Linked DNA regions of Homo sapiens: region 1 is linked to region 2. Evidence: chromatin contacts called from ENCODE Hi-C or POLR2A ChIA-PET data. All regions are on one chromosome and are shown on one strand. The core of a region is the stretch at or near the end of the contact, and the rest is flanking DNA. Distances in the headings are between cores, read along the strand shown. Region 1 overlaps SIL1 (SIL1 nucleotide exchange factor). Region 2 overlaps SIL1 (SIL1 nucleotide exchange factor).

The links. Hi-C counts contacts between places; a loop is a spot of excess contacts on that map. ChIA-PET counts read pairs that join two places held with the same protein, here RNA polymerase II (POLR2A). Pooled maps may share reads with other maps.
Region 1: a map of ascending aorta shows a loop between it and region 2 (3-fold over the local background). The contact joins two enhancer-like sites. A Hi-C loop is called at or near these places in 3 of 168 maps with a recorded cell type or tissue (aorta, ascending aorta and cardiac septum) and 3 of 50 pooled maps. POLR2A ChIA-PET finds 5 or more read pairs at or near these places in 1 of 52 experiments (activated T-cell).

Annotation. Positions count from the first base shown.
Region 1 is chr5:139,019,496-139,024,464 of GRCh38, reverse strand. It overlaps SIL1 (SIL1 nucleotide exchange factor), which reads left to right. Exons shown (of 10, transcript NM_022464.5): 7 at 3,173-3,294. Among named protein-coding and RNA genes, the nearest start is that of LRRTM2, 150 kb to the right of the region's middle. Within about 2 kb of position 1,749, at least 2 of the 41 ENCODE cell types and tissues checked have a DNase peak (open chromatin) inside an H3K27ac peak, as active enhancers do; they include ascending aorta, where a contact is called at or near this core.
Region 2 is chr5:138,972,815-138,977,473 of GRCh38, reverse strand. The region is part of intron 7 of SIL1 (SIL1 nucleotide exchange factor); the gene reads left to right. LOC124901079 (a long non-coding RNA gene) reads right to left here. Exons shown (of 2, transcript XR_007058954.1): 2 at 1,535-4,659. Among named protein-coding and RNA genes, the nearest start is that of LRRTM2, 100 kb to the right of the region's middle. Within about 2 kb of position 2,218, at least 20 of the 41 ENCODE cell types and tissues checked have a DNase peak (open chromatin) inside an H3K27ac peak, as active enhancers do; they include ascending aorta, where a contact is called at or near this core.

The sequences.
Region 1 (4,969 bases), core at 500-2,999, 47 kb before region 2:
ATGCACTGTATCCATAGGAATTATGGGGCAGCCTCTTCATCTTCTTTCTCTGCTCATAACTCTTTCTCAGGCCTCAAATAGCAGGACTCTGATCCTCTTAGAGAAAAAAAATGAACCTCGGTTCTCTTTCCCCTTTCCAGTCTTACTCTCCAGGGTAAAAACCAAGAACTCCAACAGCTTTTCCATTAGAGATATTTAAAGGATTAAGGATATAAGGGGTTATTTGCCAACTCAGTCCTCCTTTGATGTTGACAGCTTCTATTTTTTCTCATCTTAACATATTTGGATGAATCTTTAGGTATCAGGTCACCATGGGCTCTTGCACATGAAACACCAAAATGACTGGAGAGCTTATCATACCTGGAAGGGTGTGAGTCCACAGGAGGCTTGGGCTAGCATTGCCCCAACAAAGTTCTTTGTTTTCCCTTGTAGGCTCTTTGTCACTTGGCAGTGTCTTCCCTAAGGTGACATCCCCATTCTGCTTTCACAGGCCACCTCACCAGACCCATCCTGAGGTCATCCCAAAATCAGTCCCTGGCAGAAGCCAAATTTGTCTGTTGGCAGAGAAATGTTCTGGATCATTGGTGTTTTGACTGGAAGGGCTGGTGCATCAGGCTGCCATGCAGCAATGTTAAGCTGTGATTTCACTGGGGGATTAAGTAAGACACAACTCGGCCCGAGTCCCAGTTGTGATGGGGGCTTGGGGTGATGTAGTACTAGTTTTAAGGAAGATGGCACTTTCCTAGCCAGGAACTTCCCCAGTCCTTTCTCATTCCAGACTCACTGAATGGTGGTTTGAGGAGCTGTAGGCTCCAAGGACCCAAACCAGGTCTGCCAGGCTTCCTCACAGCCATATTTGAATTATTAAACAGGATATGTGAAAAGCAAAACCTTGTGTGTGGAAACAGATGGTGAGTTATTTATGAGGAGCGGCCTCCGTCCGCCCCATCTACCTCGGGCAGTACATTTGCCTTCTCCCACGTGTCTCCTCAGCTGTGTGCCACCATTTTTCCCCTTCGCTGTTTCCCATTCTCTCATTGTCTTATCAGTGCCCTGCTTCTTTCCTTTCCTCCAGGGTGTTGGCATAGTTCCCTCCTGCACTCCCTCCTCCTCTTCCTCTCTGCCTGTCCCACCCCACCCCGAAGGCAGCCTGAGAACAGTTTTGGCCCCAGACCGAGATGGGGAGCTGTGGACCTGGGCTATGGTCATGGTTTCTCCTGTATGTCACCAGGGGGGGGCCCAGCTTTTGATGTGCACTGGGCAGAATGAATCGTTTCTTCCTCACTGTTAGTGAAGTAAACCATGAGAAAACATCCCAAAAAGGCTGAAGTGCTTATATAAATGTCTGCATTTCTATCATGCTGAATTATCATTGTAGTAATAGTAGATAAACTGACTCTAGAACAGAAGGTCCATGATTCTGGGCTGTGTTGCTTTGGAGCTGACCGAGTGGCAGCTGCTCTGCTAGGAACTCATACCAGCTTTATAAGTGGCCATTCCAGGCGTGGTATGACAGGATTCTGAGCCATAGTTTTGTATCCAGAAAACCCAGAGGAAGGACAACCAAAGAATAGGTAGTGAATTCTTACATTGTAAAATTAGAGCATGTAGGGAAGGAAGGAAGGTGCTTATGTCAGCAAAGCACCCAACCCTGAGTCTCCCTAGTTAGCTGGGCTGTGGCTCAACCAGTTATTCCTCTTCATAAGAACAGTTTGGGGCAGAAAAATGTCCATGGCCTGGGGCCACATGGCAGAGCAGACTTCATGCTTACTTCACAACCTGGTTTAGCCATTACTTCATGTCTGCGGTACCAGAGGCCCATTCATTTTGTTGGCACAGATACCCCAGATTGCCTTTTTATTCACACTGGAGCTTTATTTCAGGAACATTCTTTTCTGATCAAATTCATACTCATTAATGCAACAGTTATTCATTGAACACCTAACCATATGCTCAGCACCATCCTAGTCCCTGGAGCTACAAGCGTGGACAGACAGACAAAACCCCTGCTGTCATGGAGATTCCATCCAAATGTGTATGAATATGATTTTTCAAGTGGCAACAACAGGCTAGGCCACCACAAAACACTAGCACAGTCAAATACCAATCCTCACACTTGATTTCTCTGTCAGAGTCCTCTCCTAGTTCAGAGAGGCAAGGATGCAGTTGGGAAGGGGCCCTGTGGAATCTGGAGGAGAAAGATGGGTAGCAGCCACAGTTGTTGGGCTTCAGCTTCCTGAGTTTTCCTCATGATTGATAGCGTGGGATTAGCATATGGGCAAGATGCAGCCTTTGTGGCAACAAAGATATATTCGAGGGAGACTGTAGCGGGTACATGTAGAAAACAGGATCCAGTGACCTTTCTGAGGAAAGCGAGTTGTCTTGTTCCAGGGTACTAATAAACTGTGGGTAATGAGATCCGCTATAGAGTAAAAGAGAGAATCCGGACTTGGGGATTTGGAGCTTAAATGATAGCCTAGACCAATGCTGTTGAATAGAACTTTATGTAATGATAGAAATGTTCTGCACTGTCTGATACATAGCCACTAGCCAGTAGCACAGGCTTAGACAGAAACCTTTGGGAGAGCGATTTTCTTGCATATTTTATCATGAATGTCTTCAGATGCAGTCAACCTGAGATGCAAGAGAAAGGTACTATTGTTATTCCCCCCTCCCCAGCACTCTTACGGCAACCCCCCTCCCAATAACAGGGCTCCTTTTATAGTCCCTAGCTTCTAATTTAAAATCAGCTTTAAAAATCTGCCTCCACTGTCCCCATTGGGATTGGACATCAGCAGGAAGCATGGCACCATTTAGTGGTGCTGATGACGCCAGATTCTTTGTGTTAACAGCTTGTACATTAGGAGCAAGCTTTGTGACTCATTATGATATTAGAATTTTCCAGGACATGTTTGGCATAAGCAATAGCTAGGTGTCATTTCTGCTGATTCCCACGCAGGTGCTCATCAATCGTGTTAGATGAATTAGGAGTTCTCAAATTTAAGAGTATTAAAAAATTGGTTTTTACAAACCTTTTCTTAGTCAAAAAGGCCATTATTGATTTTTCCATGGCTTTTTAATTTGTTTTTGGGTAGTCACCAAAAGAAAGGCTCTAAGAACAGCTTTCCTGTCCCTGATGGCTATGCTGTACTAAGCAGTGGCTCTGTTGCAGATGGACAATGCGCAGGACCTGCTTTCCTTTGGTGGTCTTCAAGTGGTGATCAATGGGCTGAACAGCACAGAGCCCCTCGTGAAGGAGTATGCTGCGTTTGTGCTGGGCGCTGCCTTTTCCAGGTGAGCAGTATAATGGACGTCCCAATGGCCAGAATTGCTTGGCCTGATCTGCTTGGAAGAAGGGTACACTTGAATGTGCCTGTTGCTACTGACATTTCAGTGTCATCTCAATGAAACTAGAGTAAAATTTGATTCTGCCCTTATTCCAAGTAGATAGGAATTTTTACCCATGTTGTCACCATCTGTGACTCTCTGTTCCCCCATCTTATGTGTATGGACATTTAATAACACATCTTAGGTCACATTCTCTGTTTTATTCAAAGCTTGTAAAAAGTTAGACCAACTATAAATAGTAGAGAGGGAGGGGAATAAACAAGAGTAGGTCTTTTGGCAGTAAAGCTACATCTAGTGACGAATAAATGATGAGCCTGACCAAGGGGGTGCTTTCAGGGAGGAATGTGTCTTGCCCTAGTTGTCTGGAACCAATGTACATGCCGTCAGATTATCGCCCTCTCTAGGTTGGAAATTGTTGAGAATTTCAGTTAGTCTGGCTTGTGATGGAAGACTGATAAGGCAAGAGGAGTGGGGAGGTAGCATCTCGAAAGAGTAGATGCCAAAAGATATGTAGGCACCACATCATTCTACACCACCTGCAAAGGTCAAGATATCTGCATGCTGCAATTGGTCCATTGGAGCTATTGTTCCTCCCATTTTTGAAAATCTGCTCTTAGGACCATTTGTGCCTTTAAAACAGGAACAAATATTCTGATTCTTGCTGCAAGGGCATGGGTGGAGGCTATTAGATGCTTAGATGCAGGTCACGATGTTACAGGAGAAAAGCTATTCTGAACATATTTACCATTATAGGCTTTGTTTCGAGAAGATTTCCTTTGTGCTTTATCTGTGCTTGTTTTTTAAATCAGAATCTCAGTCTGATGCTCTCTCACTCTGAAAGGCATTCAGCATATTTTCTTAGTAAGTTGAAGGGCAGAGCTGGGAAAGCTGGAGGAGTTGTTCCATGAGGAGAGGCACTGCCGGCCTTTGTTTCCGTTATCACCACTCTGCCTGGATCTTCAAGCCCTGGCTCCCTGTGTTGGTGGTGTTGACAGTCAAGGCTCTGGCCTCAAGGGCAACTCCACCTCCCTTGGTCTCACCTCCCAGAACCAAAGTCTCCCAGGAAGCCCAGGGAAATCTCCTCCTGTGCAGCCACTGGAAAGATGGAAAATCTGCATGTTTGACGTTAGTATCTGCGGTTTCAGTCATGAGGAAGTCCAGGAAATCCAGGGTCTTAGCCTTATAAGGCTTTAGAGGCTTGAGAACTTACTAAAGCTCACTTTTTACTTCTCAGGCCAGAAAAGAACTAAATCCAACATTATTAACCTCTCTCCAGACCCTTTTTGGAAATCTTTGCCTTACTCCCGAGTACTTTTATTCTACCTTTAATATGAACAAATTATCCTATACGTCCCTTGCCGTTGCTTCTGGAAATACATTACTTGGGGGAAACTGTGTAGCATTTTCATGTCACATCCTAGTTAAAGGGGACTAATTAAGTGACTTGAGAAACATGCGTTGGGCCTGCTTTGCAGACCCGTAACTCACCCAGGGGCTGTGCCAATGTGTGGTGTTATTAAGACTTTTCTGTGATTGTATTAGCTTAAGACCATGTTAACATTTATGCAGCATCAACTAAAATTTAAATAGAGATAAATATAAAATATTGCAATTTAGTGTT
Region 2 (4,659 bases), core at 969-3,468:
AAAAAAAAGATTCCTCTGATTGCTTTGCGGGAGAGAAGGAACTCTTCATGGTTTCAGACTACAGCACTGCCTACCTTGTTATCTTAAATCTCTGATAGTAGGAAGCTCTTCCTGGTATCTAGTTCAAGTCACCTCCTCTCATCAGGATTTTGGGTGGTAGATCTGATGGCCATGATAGTGCTTCATAACTGGGAAGATTATTGTTCCCCAGATTAGGATATAGAGTCAGAAAGCTTCATGTCTCTCCATGTTTGTGGCTACTCTCATCATAAGATTGTGGCTGTCCAGACTCAGGACCGTGATGTCTGCCTGATTTTCAATTGCTGGGGCTGTCTTTGGCCATGGCACCTGGTCCTGAGACGAGTAGAGCAATCCTGCCACTTCCACCAGCTAGCAGCATACCTACTTCCTTCCTCTGAGTTGGAGGACAATCTGGAGGGTCAAGCAACACAGGGTGCTGTGTGAATGGGCTTTCTAGTGGATCCAGGTAGCTCTTGAGAAGCTGTGTGAGAAGCTCAGGATGTGTGAGAAGCTCTCAGAGAGTCAGCTCAGGATGGAGGTGCACTTCTCTGGGAAACGTGATGGATGGCACATAATGATTAGAGCTTTGCTTGCCCTACAAATTTTTTTTTTAATTTCATATATATTGTTTCCTCTATTTAAGTAATACATTCTCAGTGTAAGCTTTTCAAACGTTAAAGTAATACGTAATATAGAAAGTTGAAATTATACCAAAAGGACATAGATCAGTTATAGAGACGAACTCCTAATGGTGGTTTATTTACTCATTTAGCAAATATTTATTGAGTCCCTACTATGTGCTTCCTCTGAGGATTGCAATGAAGAATAAGGGAGGTAATGGCCTGCGTGGTGGCTCAAGTCTGTTAATCCTAGCACTTTGGGAGGCTGAGGCGGGTGGATCTCCTGAGCTCAGGGGTTTGAGACCAGCCTGGCCAACATGGCAAAACCCCGTCTCTACTAAAAATACAAAAAATTAGCCAGGTATGGTGGCGCGTGCCTGTAATCCCAGCTACTTGGGAGGCTGAAGCAGGAGAATCACTTGAACCCAGGAGGCAGAGGTTGCAGTAAGCTGAGATCGTGCCACTGCATTCCAGTCTGGGTGACAGAGTGAGACTCCGCCTCAAAAAAAAAAAAAAAAAAAAGAGAGGTAATATAAGAATACTGAGCATGCACCGGGCACATAGTAAGCATTCAGTAATGGTAGCTTCTAATATTGTTGTTATTGTCATCCTGACTGGAGGCAGAGGTATGGGCATCGTGAATATTTTCTGCAAGCTTTTCCTTGACTGGAGGGCTGGAATATCTGGGCCGTGAAGGTCATTGTTTTTTCTCATATAGTGTTCTAAGACCTTAGGGGCTTAGTCAGGGCCTTTGGTGGCCTCTGGCCCTGACACCAGGTTTGGTTCTTCTATGGATACGTCACACTTCTGGAAACAATGCTGTGAAGCAGCTCTTTTCCCTCTTGTCCAGTTTATTAGCTATGTGTTGTTGTATAACAAATTATTCTCAGATGTAGTGGGTTAAAACAACAGTAATAGTTTATTATTTTTCTGTTTCTTTGGGTCAGGAATTTGGAAATGTAGGCAGGGTGTTGACTGGGTATGAGAATCTGCTTCCAGTTTACACGCCTGGCTGGTTGGTGCCAGTTGTTGGTGAGAGGCCTCGGTTTCTCTCTCTGTGAGTTTCTCCACAGGGCTGTGCAGGTCTCCCCATGGCTTCCCCCAGAGTGAACAACATAGGACAGCAAGATGGAAACTTCAGTTCTTTTTGTGGCCTAGCCTTAGAATTCGACATCATCACTTCCTCTTTATTCTTTTGGTCACATAGATCATCTATAGTTAATGTGGGAGGCACCAACACAAAGGCTGGGATCGCTGGTGGGGATCGCCGGTGACCGTGCTGGAGACTGGCACCACACCTAGTATCTGGGGACTCTGTCCTAGGCACTGTGGAAGGAGACCCCACACATGCAGGGACAGTCAGTCACCTCATGGACCCTTGTCTGAGGCAGGTGTTCCTTGCAGCTCACTGAGCCTATGCCCTTCCCCCATGCTCTGGCCTCACGGTGCTGAGCTGCCCAGCTCAGTAGCTGCCTCTTGGCTGAAGTGGTGGCGTGTCAGGGGGAGGACAGTGGTTTCATTTTTGAGTCTTTGATCATGAGAGAAGGCTGAGCTCTTCTGGAAGTCTGCCAGTGGCTTGTGCTTCCAGACACTGGATTTCTCGAAATGGATTGACCAGCTGACCAGCCCCTTCCTATAGGCTTCTTGCCAACCTTCAGAGGAGGGAGCCATTTTTCTTACCTTGAAATCCAGTAATTTCAAGATGAGAGTAGACAGTATTATACTAAAAATGGGGTGTTTTTATCCTTTACAGTTTTATGTCTTGTGTAAGGAAGACTCTTAAAAGTGGGAGAGGTAAGAGGTGTGTGGCAAAAGAACTTCTTGAGTAAGATCCTGGTCTATGGATGGACATACAGCTTGTTGCTGTATATCTCTGGGCAAGTTACTTAACCTAAGCCTCAGCTTCCTCAGCTCAGAGATGAAGAAGACAGTGGTGCTTCACAGACTCATGTGAGGATTAAATGAGATAATGTAGGATGATACACATGAAGCTCATAGCACAGAACACAGCACATTGTAAGGAAATACAGCAAGAGCTGTCACTAAAATATTGTTAATGTTAATATCATCATCATCATTGTGCTCACCGACTCTGAGTGAGACCGAGAGAGGAGCATTGACTTCCCAAGCAACATAAAGGAAACCCAGGCCCGGAAACAGGGGCTCCTTCCCTCTCCAGCTTTCATACTTTCCATACCGAATGTTCTTCCACGTGATGCCTGAACTACAAATAGAAGTTTGGGCAACTCCCAATTATCCCTAGTGTGAATAATTCACTCTGAGATAATCTGTGTGCCTGGCTGGCTTCCCAAATCAGCTGAGTGGATTATTCTCCTCTTTCAATTATTCAACAGTACAAGTAATTGGGAGCTGGCATTAGAATGTAAAGGCCGTGAGGTCATCTCCTGTTGTTCTCAGTTGCACAGTCCTGCCAGTGGTGATGTTTCAGAGCAGTGCGGAGGCTGTAGAGCAGGCCCAAAGGGGGAGGACAGAGGTGGTGACAGGCATGACAGTGAAGAATGAAGGCCCTCAGATGGCAAGTTGGGGGAGGTGAAGCTAACAGCCACAGGCAGGAGAGCCCAAGAGGAACGGTTTATAAAGGCTGCCTTCCCTCTCCCTGGCCTGTAGAGAGAGACCCCGTTGCAGCCGAGTTCACGCTTTCCTGAGGAGCTCTTTGGATTTAGCTTTTGGTTCTGGAATGTTAGTGTATCCTGGAGTCTTTTAAAATATGACCAGCCACCCCTGTTCTCTTCTGTTTGCTGCTCAATTTGATATCAAGGGGTGCACGGAGAGACCTGAGGAGCCTCTTCTTTCTGGAGAGTAGGGTCTCTACATTGAAAATAGCATGTGTAGAAGCGTGATCCATTCATATAAAAAGTAAATGGGTAAAGATTTATATATAAATTTATATTGCACATATATTTTTAAATATGTGATATAAAAATCTGGGCCGGGCGTGATGGCTCATGCCTGTAGTCCTAGAACTTTGGGAGGCTGAGGCAGGAGGATCACTTGAGCCTGGAGTTTGAGACCAGCCTGGGCAACATAGTGGGACTTAGTCTCTACAATCACAACAACAAATTAGTCAAGGCTGGACACGGTGGCTCACACTTGTAGTCCCAGCATTCTGGGAGGCGGGAAGATCACTTGAGCCCAGAAGTTTGAGGGTAACATAGTGAGACCTCAGCTCTATATTAAAAAAAAATTTAGTCAGGTGCAGTGGCATATGTCTAGTCCCAGCTACATAGGAAGCTGCAACAGGAGGATCAGTTGAGCCTGGGAGCTCAGGGATGTAGTGAGCTGTGATCACACCACTGTACTCCAGCTTGGGTGACAGGGCGAGACCCTGTCTCAAAAGAAAAAAGAAAAAACTCTGCTCTTACCTCTGATGGTCTGAGAAACAGGGACTTTTCCTTTCTATTTTGCACTCTTCTATACTGCTTGATTTTTTTTTTCTTTACCATGAACTTACATGATTTATAATTATTTAAATTACTTATTATAAAATAAGACACAGAAGTTGCTGTTGGGTTTTCTGGCATGAGCCCTTTGGATTCTGTGTTTTAGCATTCATGATCATTCTCTGGGCCACTTTATTCTTACACAACCTTTTTTTTTTTTTTTTTTTTTTAAATACTTCAAGTTCTAGGGTACCTGTGCACAACGCGCAGGTTTGTTACATATGTTACACAACCTTTAATTGTATAAGGATAACCTTTAATTGGCTTGGGCTTGGGGGTGGACTCATCAGTTTGCCCAGATCCCTTCAGCCAGGTGGCAGGCAGGTGTCGCTCCTGCTGTACTGTAGGAATACTGTGGCCAGCCTCAGCTCCATGCTGGGACTGAACAAGGGCTTCTCTACCCCCATCACTGGGGCCTCAGCCCTGGGTTGTCCTCCCTTCTGCTCTTATTGCCCCTCTGTCCCCCTTGCCTGAGGACCCAGGACCCGTTTGTCCTGGACTTGGTGGACCCAGGGTTTTACCCTCATGTTACCCACATAGTCCTCTCTTTGCCTCTG